2 separate regions of the Homo sapiens genome follow, and region 1 is linked to region 2. The links are chromatin loops, found by intact Hi-C in ENCODE. Cell type or tissue: PC-3. All regions are shown on one strand. Links, peaks and the distances in the headings refer to the core of each region. The heading gives the core; the rest is flanking DNA.

The links. Hi-C counts contacts between places; a loop is a spot of excess contacts. Peaks named below come from ENCODE experiments on the same cell type or tissue, not always from the same donor. Only the 100,000 strongest peaks of a DNase experiment are listed, where the experiment ranks them.
Region 1: it touches region 2 in a loop (5-fold over the local background); 3 of 110 quality-filtered maps call a loop at or near these places.

Annotation. Positions count from the first base shown.
Region 1 is chr4:162,163,653-162,166,581 of GRCh38, forward strand. FSTL5 (follistatin like 5) reads right to left here and starts at 348. Exons shown (of 16, transcript NM_020116.5): 1 at 1-348. RefSeq lists an enhancer at 502-611. In PC-3, for the core only: no CTCF peak of the experiment used is centred there; no DNase peak of the experiment used is centred there; H3K4me3 peaks cover 1,060 bases.
Region 2 is chr4:162,461,035-162,463,963 of GRCh38, forward strand. It overlaps LOC124900804 (a long non-coding RNA gene), which reads left to right. Exons shown (of 2, transcript XR_007058353.1): 2 at 722-899. Among named protein-coding and RNA genes, the nearest start is that of FSTL5, 300 kb to the left of the region's middle. In PC-3, for the core only: a CTCF peak has its summit at 1,131 (motif pointing left); no DNase peak of the experiment used is centred there.

The sequences.
Region 1 (2,929 bases), core at 210-2,709, 300 kb before region 2:
CTAAACGCTGTGGAAATATAAATCACAATAAAAAAAAAAAACTCTCAAAAGATCGTCTTAGCTGGGGAAAAAAAAATAGTTTGGTCTAAAACTATAGAAATCTCCAAAGTCACGCCTGAATGAGCGCCCAGGTGGCAAACAGAGGACTCTCTCCCACGTCCGATACCACACTCCTTTGTCAAGTTGATATGGGTCCTGTTGGTGAAGCGGGTCCCACAGGGCACAGAGGGTGCAAGAGGGCGTTGCCTTCAGGTGCTGGAGCAACTGGTCCGCTCGCGTCTCAGGTTCAGCACCGACAGCACAGTGGACAGTACCAGCTCCTTTCACCTCCAGTTTGTCTCAGTCACTGAACCAGGCTGATTCTCGCTCCTCCTCCCTAGGCAGGAGCTGCTGCCACTCAACCCGGGGGTGCCCCGCCCCCACCATCTGACGTAACTATTTTGCATATCAACTCGCCGAGAGGTGAGGGGCCGCCCCCTTGACTGGGCTTCTGCTAGAGTCAGCTGCGGCAATCGGGGCAACAAAATTCAGGCTTAACGTCAGCGTGGGCATCTTTGGACTTCAGGATGTATTCTCAACCAGTCCAGTAGAAACTAAACGCTTTGACGGTGCTGGAGCCTTTGCCTTCGCGGGGACTGCCGTTTCTGCGCACTCTAAGATCGCTGCGGGCACAGCTCTGGAAGGAAGACGGGGCGGAGAGAGGGGGCAGTGGAGCACGGAGAGGACCGAGTGGGAGGCGGGTGGGGAGGAGACGGAGAAATAGAATGAATCTATTCAACCATTCTTGAAAACATCTCCAATCCTTTTCATCTTCCTGCCCAAACTTTGCTGCCTCTCCCTGCCATTTGGTTATTTGAACGGATCCGTATTTGGTGTTCCTACTCCCTTCCCTCGGTTCACGGAGCCTCTGGAGGGAGTCGCTGCTGCAGAAACTTGCCTGGAAGAAAAAAAAAAAAATTCTGAGCACTGAGAGAAAACGTGAAAGCTTGCAGCGCTAACCATCATTTCTAAACAGAATCTTAAGGAAAAAAAATACGAGTGCTCCATAGTATATATTATACTTCATATGCGTTCCTATAAAACCTACAGAACCTTCCTTATTCATTCTCATGATTTAAACAAATCCTCAAACTGTATAGACTTGGAGATTCCAGAGGGAAAAAAATTAAATAATAAAAAGTGAAAGTTATCAGCTTCAACTTCCACTGCCAAAATTATGAAGGTTATGCAATATTTATTATGTCTACTATATCAATATTTCTATGAAAGATGGGCTATGCTGGAAGCTTTACATAGCCTTTAGCAATTCTCTCAGTATTTGTGATATTTCTTGTCCCAGTGAAGCTCTAGCCTCCTTGAAGGCAAGAGAAAGGGGGCCTGTCATGCCAAATTCCACAGACTGCTTAAACTTGTAAACAAACACTTTCAGTGAACTGAAGCAATCAATCATCCAGAAGGGTGATTATTCACATTCCATGCACATGTCCCACCTACAGCTATCATGACTTACTTGGACAGAGAAGTGGGTATCTAAAACTAAGCTTAAATTTTCTTAAGTTGGATAAAGCATGTTTAATAAAAAAGGTTGTTTATTCAAATAATGTCATAGCATTTCACACATTGCTTTCCATCAGAATGCATACACACTGATATGTGTCATCATATGCCAGGAGTCTGATATCATCTAGCACTGGATCCACTCACAAGCATTTTTCAGGGACTCTAATCAAAGGAATACACTTACTTATTTCCCCATCAGGAAAAATAATGCATTTTATTTTCTCTAATATTAAGAAGTTATTTGAGGAAGTCTATTTACTTTGTGGACCCATACCCCCAAACTGCTTCTTTCTAGTTACTTAAAAAAGAAGAAATAACAGAGGAAAAAACTATGGTGTTTTTGCTTGAGGGAAGGAACATTTTTTTATTCTGATTCACACCCACATAAAACTTTCTCTATGGCTTTATTCCAGAAATTGCCCATTTCTTTTCTGAACGTACAATCCCCAGTACTATTTCTCCAACACACCTTGACTACAAGTTTTGCATTTTGGGTAATCTGCAATGTTTTTGTTTTCTCAGACAACTACTGATTTTGCATTTGTAAGTGTCAAGTGCCATGACTTTTTGCACAGATATACCCATACATGCATGTATTATGAGTTCTTCAATTCCCAAAGTCATTTTAATAAAGGTGGCAGACACCATGATATGTCAGGAAAGATGATCTGTGGGGGCAGATGGGTGTTGCACAATTACAATTACAATGGAGCCAACTGTATAACTTGAACTTAGGCTGGCTACGGCGCACATGATATGCTTCTTTTGGGAACATCGCATAGCACACTTTGGTCTGCTTCATGCCAATGTGCTGAAATGTCAGAGAAATCTTGATAGTTCACTTTAGCAATATAGAGAGTACATGATGTATGCTTATAAAATTCCACCAAGACCTATGTTGTTTGTATAATGGACATAATTTTTCAGTTTACTCCAGTGATCATAATGTTTTGGACTATGAATTCAATTAAAGCAGTCATAATATTATTGAAAAACCTGAGGGAATAAAACTAGAAAACAAACCTTCCTTTGAAAGATGGAAAGGAAAGCCAAATCATTTTCTCATTTTTTCACTGTCTTTAAAAAGAGGGACAGAAGAAAGAAAGAAAGAAAAGAAAAAAAAAGGAAAAGAGCTATTTTGGGAAGCATGAACAAAGATGAATACATGCAGAAAAGCATTGAGAATATCCTCCTAGCGGATTCTTGGTTTTGTACTGTCCTAAATGGCAATGTGACTGAGGGCAAGTTATTTAAACCTTTTCATCACACACATCATTTGTAAAATATATAGGTTATCCTGTTATCTCCAAAATTCATTACATGCTTGTCATTCTGTAATTTTATATTAGACTTCAACCTATTTTATATA
Region 2 (2,929 bases), core at 108-2,607:
GAATTTACTGGAAGTAAATTAGAAATCCAGGAAGACTTTTATGTTAAATATTGTCCTTGGTGATGAGAAAAGCCCATTTGTATCCATGAATAATAAACAATGTTTCCTCTGACATTCTATTCTCAAAAGTTTTAAAAATGTTCTATTCAAGAAACCAGGATTTTTCTTACATATTTATGCTTATGTGCTCATTTCACTTTTGTTGGACATGGCAAGTGTTGATCAAAAGGAAGAAAGGAAAGAAAGAAAGGAATGATCAATGTAAGAAAAGAACAGAAAAAAATCTAGTGAGTAGAAAGATGGAAAAGGGTATTTTCAATTACAGAAAGAGAAATATTGAATGCGGTATAAGAATAACAAAACTGAACATGAAGAGGAGATATAGATAGATATAGATATAGATATAGATATGGATATAGATATCTATTAGCACCCAAGATGCATCTCTCCACTGCCACCTTGTAATTTGTACAGTTCCTCTTCCAAATTTTACACCGAGTAAGTCTATGCAACCAGTTGATTAAGCAGAAGTTACGCTGTGTAATTTACAGGTTAGGTTATAAACACTGAGCAGAGATTGTCATTGGGCTCTTGCTTGCTTATGCTGTCATTCTCTTTCTCTTTCTTTCATCCCTCACTCTGGGTGAGGTCAGCATCCGTGTGTTGTGTATAGCCTATTAGGAGACCCACCTAGCTGGGAACTGAAGCCTCTTTCTATCAGCCACAGGAATGGGTTTGAAAAGAGATTGCCCAGTGTCTTCAGATGACTGCAGTCACGACTGACAACTTGGTGCAACTTCATGAGAGATGCTGAGCCACAACCACCCAGCTAAGTCATGTTCACATTCCTAACCCTCAGAAACTGTGTGAAATAATAAATGTTTAAATGTTTGTTGTAAGTTCTGAAGTTTTGAAGTAATTTGTTACACAGCAATTGAGAGATAATACGTGAATATATAGATACATTGATGTGTATGTATATGTGTGTATATAAATTTACAATTAACTTTGATGAATGTTGCTGACTAAAGTTAAATATAACAATTTAAAGTCAACATTGTTTTCAGTGCATTATTGGAATAGCTTGGCAGAGTCCTTAAAGTAACCCAAAATATAAATTCCTTCTGCCATCTATTGGTGACTTGAATAACTTCCCAGATTATTTTGTAGTTTTATTCTTTTAAGGATGAGCTATATTTGAAATGTACACAGATATATTCTAAGCTCTTGAATATTAGCTGTTTAATATTGACAAAAATTTTTTATCATTCCTATTATCTCACTAGATAACCACTTATCCTAGAGAAAACATGTTTATTTTAATATAAAAAGTTTTTAAAAATCTTCTTTTTTTGCTACATTATTTCTAAGCTTAGTGTCCTTTAATAAAATATTTAATATTATGCTTTTCAAATTTTATTTTAAAAAATTTCTAAATTCTTAATAATTTACTTTCAGCAAAACTTACTTTCAGCATAGTTTTAGTGTAAAGTGCATTGCATTTTTTCACCTCATACGCTCCCCATGATATTCCCTGCTTCAACTGTCTTAACTGAGCAAAAGAAATAGGAGGCGATTAGCAATGCTCACACAACACTTTATGCAAAATTATTTTCTTTTAGAACAACTAATCTGGTGCCACCTTATAAATGTTTACATTCCACACTTTCAAATTACTGTAGGTGTTTGTTTTTCCCCATACTTTATCTCCTATATTACTTTTATTCTGTACATTATAACATTCAAAGTAATTTCAGAGTGTTAAATAATGATGATAATGAATACCTCAAAAAGAAGAAAGCAAGATATATTAGCGCAATAGAAATATATCAAATAGAAGGATAAACAGATTGATCGATTGATATATAGATCTCATTTGCAAAGATTAGAAGAAAAATTCTAAAAGCAGTAGTAAGTCCAATTCAGACAAACCAAATTTATTCTTTTGTTATACTGGTTTCTCCTGACTATAAATCGTTCTGTCCCAGTGGGCTAGTCATTATAGAAAATTAGTTAGTGTGTTACTTCCATGCTGAGTAGAATAGTTCTGTTATTAAAGCATTTTTTTCCGTAGGCAGTATATTGACACTTGCGTAATTTAAGAAAAAAAAATGAATCTCATCAAACACCTGGTATTCATTAGTGCTTTTTATCCACCTGGTATTCATTAGTACTTTTTATCCATGTATTCCTGCTCAAAATTTTGATCACTTAGTCCCTTCTGTGTAGATGACACAAACAAAGCTCTCTTAAGTGAGAATTTATTTTCATAAGCCAAGCTTACAGCGCAACACAGCACATTTATTTTCCTTTTAATGTTGAAGATGAGATAGAGTTAGTGAGGTATTTACGAAAGAGTTGATTGAAAAGAAATTTATGAGAACACAACTGACATTTTCTCATTTTTGACTTACCTTTTCTGACATCTTATGGGAACTGTGACTGAACCTGTCAAGAAGAAATTAACGAGGACTCAGGGGATAATTTCTTAATGTACAATTAGTGAGCAGTTTTCTTTTATGGCTCCTTTACAAGTAGGATAATACAGAAAATCATCTACAAAGGAAACTCTATTCTCCTGTTTATGATTAATTTTGACGTTGTTAGCAAATGTTTTCTTGTGACCATACTGACCTTACAAATTTGTGTATGAAAACCATGAAGAAAATATTTTTAAAGGGGTTATTCTAAAGTCATTAGTGGCTGAATGACACAATATTTTATAAAATTTTTCATGTTAAATCGAGATGTAAAGATAAATTACTACAGTATATATTTCATTGAAAATTGTATAGAGTAAATTTATATAAACAGAAATTAATAGTTGTTATACCTGTATATTTTGTCATACTCCTTATGTAGTTGTTCAAATTTACTACCTTTGTGATGCATATGTGCATTAAATATTTACAAACAATATTTTAGTTTA